Regions from separate parts of the Homo sapiens genome. Here region 2 is linked to region 1. A link is an interaction called in ENCODE POLR2A ChIA-PET data of the cell type or tissue named here. Cell type or tissue: Panc1. All regions are shown on one strand. Links, peaks and the distances in the headings refer to the core of each region. The heading gives the core; the rest is flanking DNA. Region 1 overlaps ARHGEF19 (Rho guanine nucleotide exchange factor 19). Region 2 overlaps FBXO42 (F-box protein 42).

Region 1 (5,370 bases), core at 141-5,140:
CTGCCATCAGACAGAGCTGGCATCCTCCTGGCTCCCCCACCTACTAGCTCCATGATCTGAGAGTAACAGAGAAGCCTATTTCCCAGGGAGGTATTTGGAGGATTAAAGGGAATAATCCACGTAGCATGCCTTGCACAGAGTAGGTACTGAGTAAATGTTGGCTTCTGGCATAGCTGTGACTCAGGGCAGAGTTGGGACTCTAGGGCTATGCTCTTAGTCTCTGCTCTTACTGGCTGAAGCTCACAGCATCTCCAAGTCCTCGGCATACAGTCTAGCCCTTGATTCTCCCTTCTGGAACATGGACTTGTCTCACATCTCTGCCTTTGCTTCAGGAGCCTCCAAATCTCAGGGTGCCCTGGCAGCATACCCTGGCACAGGCAGGGACTCCCAGGCCCAGGGATGGACTGGTCATAAGCCCAGTGGTGGGGAGGAAGAGAGCCTGGCTCCACTTTACCTACCCACCCCTGACTGCCCCGACTCACTCCTTCCGCCGAGAGAGCAGCAAGCAGTCATTGAAGAGGTGGAGGTAGACTGCCTTGCTGGACAGCTTCAGCTTGGCAGGGGGTGCTGCAGGCAGTGGTGCCAGCTCTACCAACTCTCCATGCCGAACCAGCCAGCGGGCCTGAGAGATCAGCGGGAAAATCTAGAGGGATGGAGAAGGATGGGTCAGGCCCAGGGGCACCAGGCAGAGAGCACAAGATGGTAGATGGGAGGGTGTGGGCAGCGATTAACTGGCCTGAAGCCCCCAGGGCAAGGAAGAAACAAGAGCTGCCCCTTGGGGTCCCCATCCCGCTGGCTGCAGACACACACCTTGCCCTCAAAGTGGATCTTCTTGCTCAGGTGGATGAGTTCCTCTGTCCTCTTCATGGACTGTACACTAGCATTGCACTCCTGCACCAGCTGGGGGAGCCGTGGGGAGGTCACCTGCAGCCCCTCAGCTCCGGCTCCCAGAGCCCAGCCTCAGACTCTTGCCTGGGGACCGGAGACTCTGACAGCTGGGGGCTGTTTTAGAGACGTGCTGGGGGTCCAGGGGGGGCCTCAGGAGCCAAGCAGCCCCTGCCCTGCCCAGCTCACCTCCTTGAGCGCATTGAAGGCCTTGGTGGCCATGTCTTCGTCTTCAGAGCCCTGTGCTGTCCGCTTCAGGATGTTCTGGAAGGTGGGATCAGCACAATGAGGCAGTCCTCATACTCCCGAGACCCGGCCCGCCCACAGGTGTATCTCCCTCGCCCAGCCCTCACTGTGGCCTGTCCCCTCGAGGTACCTCCACCAACATCTTGAGGCGGGTGATCCTCTGGAAGGGCAGGATAAGGAAGGAGGTAAGGGGCAGACGCTGGCACACAGGAGACTCCTCCAGGCGAGCCAGGATGCCAGGGAACCTGGGGTTCTCCAGGCTGGAAAATGGGGAGGACTCTGGAATCACAGGTAGGCCTGAATTCCTGGGATCCACAACCCTGGCCATCCACGGGGTCCTCAGGGGGCTTCTCAGCACATCCTTACTGCCCTTTGGGGTTGCATCTCACCTTATCCTGGTCACAGAGACCTTTTCAGGGACCCCTCCCCTCCCAGAGTCACCTTACGTCACCCAGCCCTCAGTGCCTACACCTGCCTGAGACTCCCTCCACGCCCCCGCCCCTTTCAGAGCCCCCAGCCCTACAGCAGGCGCTGGTAGGTGCGCTCCTGGTAGGCCTGGTTGGTGACATAGGGCAGGTAGACTCTGCGGAAGGCCGGGCAGTGGTCCAGCACCACGTCGCACACGCTGAAGCGCAGCACATCTGCCTCCAGCCGCTGCTCCAGGTCCTGCAGGAACCTGAGGAGTCAGAGCCAGGATGGAGACCCCAGATCTGGGAGCTGGCCAACCACTGGCTCCGTCCCCACCCCGGGCCAGGCCAGACCACTTCTTCACCTCTCGCTGGTGCTCTTGACCTCGGGCAGTTTGGAAAACAGCCACTGCTTGTCCTGCGCCCCCAGACACTCGCTCAGCTCGGCAGAGCCTAAGAAGTGGCCCACAGCCACCGACAGGCTGTGGATGTAGGAGGCCTCGGAGGTGATCAGCTCAAACTTGGCCTGAGGGAGGGCACACACGGGGTCGAAAGGGCAGGACCAGTTCACCTCGGAGGCCCTGGCCTCACATCCCCAGACCCCAGGACGCCACACCTCGCGTCCTCGCCCCTTCTCTAGCCCCACTCCTAATCTGGCGCCGGGCGGGCCCGGCGACCCACGTCCCGCCGCGGGAAATTGTGCAAGCCTTTCCTGTCCTCGATCCCGCCCCTCTCCTAAGCCCCGCCCCGACGCGTTCTTCCCAGAGCCCCGCCCACCCCCCAGGTCCCGCCCCTGATCCTGGCCCCGCCTTGTTCCGCGCCCACCAGGCGTTTGCTCTTCCAATGGTTCCGCTCCTCATCCGGCCCTGTCCTATCCTAGGTTTCGTCCCGCTGGCTCCGCCCCCTACCCGCACCCAAGCCCGGCTCCCCTCGCCTCTCGCTCAGCGGCTTGCTGTCCTCGCTTCCAGACGGCCTCGTGTAGTCAGGTCCTAGAGCCAACCTTCCGCGCGGACAGTCGCGCCAGCAACCCCCTTTGTGTGTCCCCCTCCCTCTATGGCCCGGTTCCCGCTAAGTCCCCGGACCGCGTACTCCCCGGCCCGCCCCCGCCCCGCCGGGTCCCCGCGCGCGCCCACCTCCTGCAGCTTGCAGTCCCGCAGGCTCAGCGTGGCCAGGACGCCGCTGCCGCGTACGTCGGGGATATCCTGCCACAGCGAGAAGGTGGAGCCTCGCGCCGAGCGCTGCGCCCGGAAGGAGCTGCTGGGGGAGAGGTTGGCCCGCGGCGGCCCCGGCCCCTCCTCTGCGCCCTCGGCCTCGTCCCCCGGGCCCTCCTCCTCGCGCTGCTGCCGCCGCAGTTCGCGGGCGCTGGCCACGTCGCTGTATTCCTGATAGAGGACGGCTGGGGGAAAGACGGGCGGGGGAGAGCGTGGGGCGCCCGCCAGCCCCTGCCCGGCTTTTCCTCGGTTCCCTCAAGAGCCCGCGTCACTTAACCTTTGCCGCGGTTCGGATATCTGGACACAGTGAATTCATTCATTCATTCATTCATTCCATAAACAAATTGAGCACCTACTGAGTGCTAGATACCGACAGTTCCATTCTCCGTTTCTCACTCGATCCCTACCTCTCAACTCTCCAAACCCTCTTTTCCCCGTTTCCACACCGCAGCCCCTTCCTCCGTTACCTCCTCCCAGGGACCCCCCTCCCACGTACAGTTAAGGAGGAATCGAGACTGGCGCCGCTCGTTGGTGCTCCTGGACCCCAAAGGCGGCTCTTCCTGTGTGTCTAGCCTAGGAAAGAGAGAGCGTCACGGCCCTAGTTCGCCTGCACCCTGTCTCGGACCCAAGCCCAAACGGGAGGTGGTACCTGGGCTCGGACCAATCGCCCTCTCGTGAGTCACCAGGGGCTGGCCGCGACACCCGGTCCCCGCTCATCTCTACACTTCGAGCCTCCATTCCAGATGCTTTCCCTGGAGAGGGCGAGAACTGAGGGTGGGGGGTCCAGAGAGTGGGCCTGGGGCCTGGGCCCCGGCCCAGGCACCCTGACGGCCTCAGGCGGCCGGTGAGTGGGCATCGCCCACCCCCACCCCCACCCGGCATCTGGCTGCCCTCAGGGCCCATGGGAGGAGCTGGTACCTTCCCGGGCTGCTCCGGTGCCTGACCCAGAGATGAGTGCCCGGGCTGCTGAATTCCGCCCCAGGCGCAGAGAAGAGTGCAGCCGGGTCATCAGCTCCGATGCCGAGAAGCGCCTCCGCTCAGGACCTTCGAGGCTCACTCGGGTGGACCCAGACAACTCCACCCTGGGCTCCTCTGTGCTCAGGGCCTGCTCTTGCACTACCTGGCCAGGCTCTAGGAAGACAGCGTGGGCCTCGGGGCAGCCGGGGACCTCTTCACGCTGGTACACCCGCATCTTGCGCCCTAGGGTTGGGGGCAAGGAGTGAGAGCACGGGCTGGGGTCTCCCCCAACCTCCTCCCTGCTGCTGCCCCTGGCCCTGAGCACCTGGGGAGGTTCAGGCACCATGCCCAAGGGAAGGGCCTGTGTTTCTGCTAGCATCTGGTCCCCAGAGCCCTGGGGTCCACGAGAGGGGTAAGGAGAGCACAGGGCCTGGCTGCAGTAGACAGAGGGATCAGGCTGCCCAGAATGGTGACTCACTCACTGCATAACCTTGGACAAGTCACTTGCCTTCCCTGAGCCCCACTAGTTTCCTTATCACTAATCTACCACTTGTCCTGACTTTTGGGGGAACCTTGGGACATAAAGGTTAAGGAGCTGCCCAGCCCCTCCCCTATCCCCCTGCCATGGCACCCACACCCGCCTTCCCCAGGGTGACTCACAGGCAGACTTCTTCTCCGAGCCGTGGCTGGCCCGGCGCTGTGGCTGTGTGTGTCGGGGACTCCAGGGTCCCTCCAGAGCTGGGGGCTGGGCACCAGGACAGTGTGGCCAGCTGCCAGCCCTGCTGGGCCGCATCCCCCCGCTGGTGATCTCTGTATCTGAGCCTCCTGGGGATAATGGCCATAGCAACCCTTGGAGAGGGGCAGGGGTCCCCAGGGACCAGCGGCTGCCAGGAGCCCGAAGCTCCTCTGGGGCAACAGGGAAAAGGTCCAGACACACTGGGCTCGGGGGCTTCAGGGCGGGCAGCTCTGCAAAGGACAGACTCTCCTGCTGGCACACTGCTACAGGGTGGTGGGCAGTGCCAGGTGGCCCAGTCAGGTGGGGCTGGAGGGTAGCAGGTGGCCCACAGTCCATTCCTCTTTTGCTCTGCCACCCACCTGGCCCTGCAGAAGAGAAGATATCAGACCTAGACAGAGGACAGTGGGGCTGGCCAGTAAGCCACCACCCCTGGAGGCCTGGACAAACCCCTGTGTACACTTGTGTACACACATCTCCACAAACACACTCACATGTCTAATTATATAGAAATAGCTGATACTTGCTTGGCATTGCCTGAATGATAGGCCAAGTACTTTACACATACTATCTCATTTAATCCTCACAACAACGCTGTGAGTTGATGCTCTTATTATCCCCATTTTATAGGTGAGGAAACTGAGGCACAGAGAGGTTATTTGGTAAATGGTGGAGCCAGGATTCTAACCTGGCCGTTCTAGCTTTGAAATCGATGATTTTAACCACCTTGTACTTCTCTAAAACACACTGACATGTCACCAGACATGCAAATACATACATTGTCACACAAATCCATTTCCCAACATATACATCCACACTACATTTTCTCCCAAGTATAGAATGACATGTACACTTTCATAGATACAGACATTTCAAACTCAGGCTCACACAGTCACAGACACACACATTTTTACACAACCGCATACATTCA
Region 2 (5,370 bases), core at 271-5,270, 86 kb after region 1:
TATAAGCTCCATGAGGGCAGGGGCCACAAAAGCAGGTGTAAATGGGAGGAGGTGTTACCTTGTTGGAAATGTCTGAGAAGTACTAGCTGTGGGTCTCTTTTAGTGTAAGATCTGTCATCCCAACACTCGTCACCACTCTACCTCCAATACCACTCTTCCTCCAGATGGAGCACTTCTATCATTTTGAAAGGAACTAAAGACAAGATTTCACTGGGAAATTACATTAATTCCAACTGGTATAGATGGAATTGTGTCCTCCACCAAATCCATATGGTGAAGCCCTAACGCCAAGGTGATGCTATGGTGGAGATGAAGCCTTTGGAAGACAATGAGGTTTAGATGAGGTCATGAGGGTAGCCCTCATAAGATGAATCCCCTTATAAGAAGCACAAGAAGCTGGGCACAGTGGCTCATGCCTGTAATCTCAGCACTCTGGGAGGCTGAGGTGGGTGGATCACCTGAGGTCAGGAGTTCAAGACCAGCCTGGCCAACATGGTGAAACTCCGTCTCTACTAAAAATACAAAAATTAGCCAGGCATGGTGGCACACACCTATAATTCCAGCTACTCGGGAGGCTGAGGCAGGAGAATTGCTCCAACCCAGGAGGCAGAGGTTGCAGTGAACCAAGATCGCACCACTGCACTCCAACCTGGGTGACAGAGTGACAAAAAAAAAAAAAGAAGCACAAGAGATGCCAGAGCTCACTCTCTGCTACATGAAAACACACTGAGAAGGTGGCAGTCTGCAAACCAGGAGCTGGGAAGAGAATCCTCACTAGAAGCCAACGATGCCAGATTCTCATCTTGAATTTCCAGCCTCTAGAACTGTGAGAAATACATTTCTGCTGTTTAAGCTACCCAGTCTATGGTATTTTGTATGGCACCCTGAGCTGACTAAGACACCAACCAATAGGAGAATGCTCTAATCTCATAACCACATAACCAAATACACATGTAAAAAGACATCTGATGCAGCAGTATTCTCTATCAAGACTCTCCACTCCCAACCAAAAGTGTTCCACTCCTTGCTTGATGCTCTTACTTCTCCAACAGCTACACTTTTGAAGTCTGAACACTGTTAAAGCAACTATTACCTTCCTGTACATACTCTGTTAGAAGACAACCTCACAACTGACAGTGCCCTCCCCTCAGTCACCCTCCAATCTACCTACCTCGATGCACTAAAATGAGTGAGTCAGGTACACCAAGACTTATAAACAACTATGTTTTATTCAGAAGGACTAATTGACATTTCAGTTAGGAAGTGATTTTGATTAGGACTCATGATAGCATACAGAAACATTGTCTTAGGGCATCTTACATGGGGTTTCTGCCTAAATGAGAATCTCATGGGACTTTTTTTTTTTTAATTTATTATTTTATTTTGAGACAGTCTCACTCCGCCACCCAGGCTGGGGTGCTGTGGCGCAATCTTGGCTCACTGCAACCTCTGCCTCCTGGGCTCAAGTGATTCTCATGCTTCAACCTCCTGAGTAGCTGAGGTTACAGGCACATGCCACCATGCCCTGCTAATTTTTTGTCTTTTTAGTAGAGATGGGGTTTCGCTATGTTGGCCAGGCTCGTCTGGAACTCCTGGCCTCAAGTGATCCTCTCACCTCAGCCTCTCGAAGTGCCAGGATTGTAAGCGAGAGCCACCAAGCCCAGGCTATTTTTTGAGACAGGGTCTCCCTCTTTCACTCAGGCTAGAGTGCAGTGGAGCAATCATCACTCACTGTAGCCTTGAACTCCTGGGCTCAAGCAATCCTCCCACCTCAACCTCTCAAGTAGCTAGGACTACAGGCACATGCCATCATGCCCGGCTCATTTTTAATTGTTTTGTAGAGACAGGGTCTCACTATGTTACCCAGGCTGGTCTCAAATTCCTGGCCTCAAGAGATCCTCCTGTCTCAGCCTCCTAAAGTGCTGGGATTAGAGGAGTGAGCCACTGTGCCCAGCCAGGACTCTTTATTAAACAATTGTTTTTTATAAGTAGACATTTCAAAAAGCTCAGGTTTTCCTCCTTCTAAAACTAGCCTCTAATTGCAGATTAGGATGAGGGAGTAACTAGATTCTTTGAGACATTTTGTTAGAAAATTACTTTAAACATTCAGGAGTTTGTATGTTTTGTCAAAGGGAATATTCCAAATGCTCTATTTTTAAAAATTCATATTCCATAGAGAATGTAAATGATTGAAGCAGTTATTTCTCCAATATTTCTACTTTGGGAATTTCAAAGCATAACCTTTTCTTTGGCTTCCCTCCCTCCCTTCCTGCCTTCCTCTTTTCTTCCCTTCCTCTCTTTCTCTTTCTTTGTTTCTTTTTTTGAGACACAGTCTCACTCTCGCCTAGGCGTCTGGGCTTATATCTGTGGGCTCAAGCAATCCTCCTGTCTCACCCTCCCAAGTATCTGGGACTATGGAGGCATGCCACCATGCCTGGCTAATTTTTTGTTTTTATTTTTTGTAGAGATGGGGGTCTCACCATGTTGCCCAGGTGAGTCTCAAACTCCTGGCCTCAAGGGATCCTTCTGCCTTGGCCTCCTAAAGTGCTGGGGTTATAGGCGTGAGCCACTTCGCCTAGCCACAAAGCAGTCTTTAAACTTGATGGTTTAAAAAAAAAAAGTCTTACTCCATATTACAGGGAGAAATAAGCACAGTAGTTGGCAGAGGCTATGAAGGTCCCCAAACCAGAGCTCCATTTTAACAAGAAAGAGCACCACCCATGCTAAATTATCAAAGGCATAAAGCTTGTTTACAAAATAAAGACAGTAATAGTATTTTGTGACTGAAACTATCAAAGCTCCTCTGAAATAAGACCTGTACAAGATCCCAAGCATGGTGGCAATAGGATGCTTAAGCTGAGAAGATCTTCTATATTTTAGAATCCATAACTCAGCTGAGACTGCAGTAAGCTGTGACTGTGCTACTGTACTCCAGCCTGGGTGACAAAGCAAGATCTTGTCTCAAAAAACAATACAAAACAAAACAGAAGCTGTAACTCCAAATATTAATCAATTTGCACTAAGTGCAATATGGTATAAAGGGCTAGAAAAGGTTATTCTCCAAAGTACAAAATTCTCAGGGCCCTGAAATAGTTCTAGCTATCAAACTTTTTATATGATTACCATTTCTTTATTATTCCAATAGTTTTTGTGGAGACTTGCTCTGTTGCCCAGGATGGAGTGCAACCTCCACCTCCTGGGTTCATGAGATTCTCCTGCCTCAGCCTCCCAAGTAGGTGGGATTACAGGTACCCATCACCATGCCCAGCTAATTTTTGTATTTTTAGGAGAGACAGGGTTTCATCATGTTGGCCAGGCTGGTCTCGAACTCCTGACCTCAGGTGATCCGCCCGCCTTGGCCTCCCAAAGTGCTGGGATTACAGGCGTGAGCCAGTGGGCCTGGCTTGTAGGTTTGTTTTTGTTTTTGTTTTTTATGAATGGCACAAACGGCCTTTATTGGTTGTGACAGGAAGTGGAAGAGAAGGGGATATAATAGCTCCTCCTCCTGGTGTGGCCATCTGCAGACTGGACCACCACCCTCCTACCCTCCAAATGCCAATAATTTTAATAAAGAACTTCATCTACACAAAGCCCAGCTCCACCCATGGTATCCACTCAGTAGGCTCCTCCTATATTTGCCTAATGTAGGTGGAAAGAACAGGAACTTAAGTTTTAGGGAAGCAAAATGCAGCTTCTTCTCATAAACAGGTTTAAGTCCCTGGCCTAGACATTCACAGTAGCGGTTATAGAAAGGGAAACATAAACTAGCCTTTTTAGCCCATTTAAAAATAGTCATTTAGTACTACTCCACATTTCTCCCAGAGAAGTGCAATAACTTATTTATAGTTACATGGAGAATTGGTGACTATGCCAGGAAATGAAACTCATGTCCCCTCACTCTTAGTCCAGTGCCCTTTCTAATATACAATGATGCCTCCTATCTGGTAATCAAAGTAGTAAGGCAAGGCCTAAATAAATAAGGAACTTGCCCAATGGAAACCCAAATGTCCTTAGTCCTAAGACTGAGTCCTAATACTAAAAAGCCAAATGAATGTTTTGGGAAAAGCTTGCCAAAAAATCTAGCAGAATACTTTATACTCAGTGGACACTATTTCTCCATCACACCAACCCCTCCAATCTATGCCTCCTCAAATTGCCCTGCCTCATGAGTGCAAAAACCATTGTTTTTATTTTTTCCCCCAGGAGAGGTTAGGTCAAAAATAAGAAAATAATCTAGTTTCTTTCTGCCAGATTTCTGGCATAGTGGGACTGGGTAGGAATGTACCTACTGTAGAATCTTCCCACACCCCTGGGTTGTTAAGAGTAACTAGCAGAGGCACGTCCCATACACTCCCCAAATATCTGAGCTGGCAACAACAACAGATATTCAGAGACCTTAGCCCTAGGACAATAGCTTCTGTCAGTCAACTACAGTTCTCACGACTCTGTGTTTCTGTTCTTACTTCAACCTCCTACCAAATGATGTATCACACCTGTATGAGTATACTTGAGAAAACCATGCAAATGAATTCACACAGCAGTACAGCAATTTTGGCAGGGCACCATTACTAATGATAAAGTATAATTTAACAAAAAACAAAGACTTACACAAGCATATTACTATTATCATTTACATGGCACATTAAACTTAAGGACCTGAGTCCCAGTAACCCATCCTTGAGACCAACACCAAAAATGATCAGGTAGAGTTTCCATGCCAAGGGAGTCACCTGGTAAGGAGGCAAAGATCAGCATTTCATCTCTTACCTGAAGCCAAAGGTCGGATCCACTCTTTGCTGTTTAGGTCAAGTCTCCAGAGGTCATTGAAAGCAGCATTGCAGCTGCTCTGGGTACAGCCTCCAAACACATACATAGACTGATTAGCATCATAATAGCATGCACCTAGAAAGAAAATACACAAATAACTGCTGTGAAAATTCTGAGGCCCTTCCAACATTTTAACCATAACATATATTTTTCAAAGCTTATTTCACACATTCAGCAATTTTGTTACCAAGTACCAAATTTCTATTACCAGCCTCTTGTCTCCAAGTGGATCAATATATTACCCTTTAAAACAAGGTCCAGAGGAAAGCTATGAAAATTTTATTTCTGAGCACACTAAGCAAGTTGACAATGATGTAACAGTGTAAGTCCAGCAAGAACACATAATAATTCACATTAAAGGTGCTCAAATGAGGGAAATTTCAGCACAGCTACATAATTGATCTAAATCTGCATCATTATCCTCTAGAGCTAAGCAAAGGTATGCCAACACATGTACTCTGTCCTCCCATTCCTTTCCTCCAATTCTCCTATTGTTTTTGTTTTCAAATTAAACCTGAAGCACAAATCAATAAATGAATCTTT

What was found. ChIA-PET counts read pairs that join two places held together with the same protein. Peaks named below come from ENCODE experiments on the same cell type or tissue, not always from the same donor. Only the 100,000 strongest peaks of a DNase experiment are listed, where the experiment ranks them.
Region 2: POLR2A ChIA-PET joins it to region 1 with 10 read pairs; 3 of 35 experiments call an interaction of 5 or more read pairs at or near these places.

The regions. Positions count from the first base shown.
Region 1 is chr1:16,204,277-16,209,646 of GRCh38, forward strand. It overlaps ARHGEF19 (Rho guanine nucleotide exchange factor 19), which reads right to left. Exons shown (of 16, transcript NM_153213.5): 2 at 4,367-4,807; 3 at 3,668-3,949; 4 at 3,399-3,501; 5 at 3,246-3,322; 6 at 2,672-2,934; 7 at 1,904-2,064; 8 at 1,655-1,807; 9 at 1,262-1,391; 10 at 1,075-1,149; 11 at 811-900; 12 at 483-643. The coding sequence starts at 4,778. Among named protein-coding and RNA genes, the nearest start is that of ARHGEF19, 5.7 kb to the right of the region's middle. RefSeq lists silencers at 2,250-2,319, 2,520-2,969 and enhancers at 3,016-3,989, 3,990-4,962. In Panc1, for the core only: no CTCF peak of the experiment used is centred there; a DNase peak (open chromatin) is centred at 2,475; H3K4me3 peaks cover 2,420 bases; H3K27ac peaks cover 2,167 bases.
Region 2 is chr1:16,290,016-16,295,385 of GRCh38, forward strand. It overlaps FBXO42 (F-box protein 42), which reads right to left. Exons shown (of 10, transcript NM_018994.3): 4 at 4,768-4,902. Among named protein-coding and RNA genes, the nearest start is that of CPLANE2, 56 kb to the left of the region's middle. In Panc1, for the core only: no CTCF peak of the experiment used is centred there; no DNase peak of the experiment used is centred there.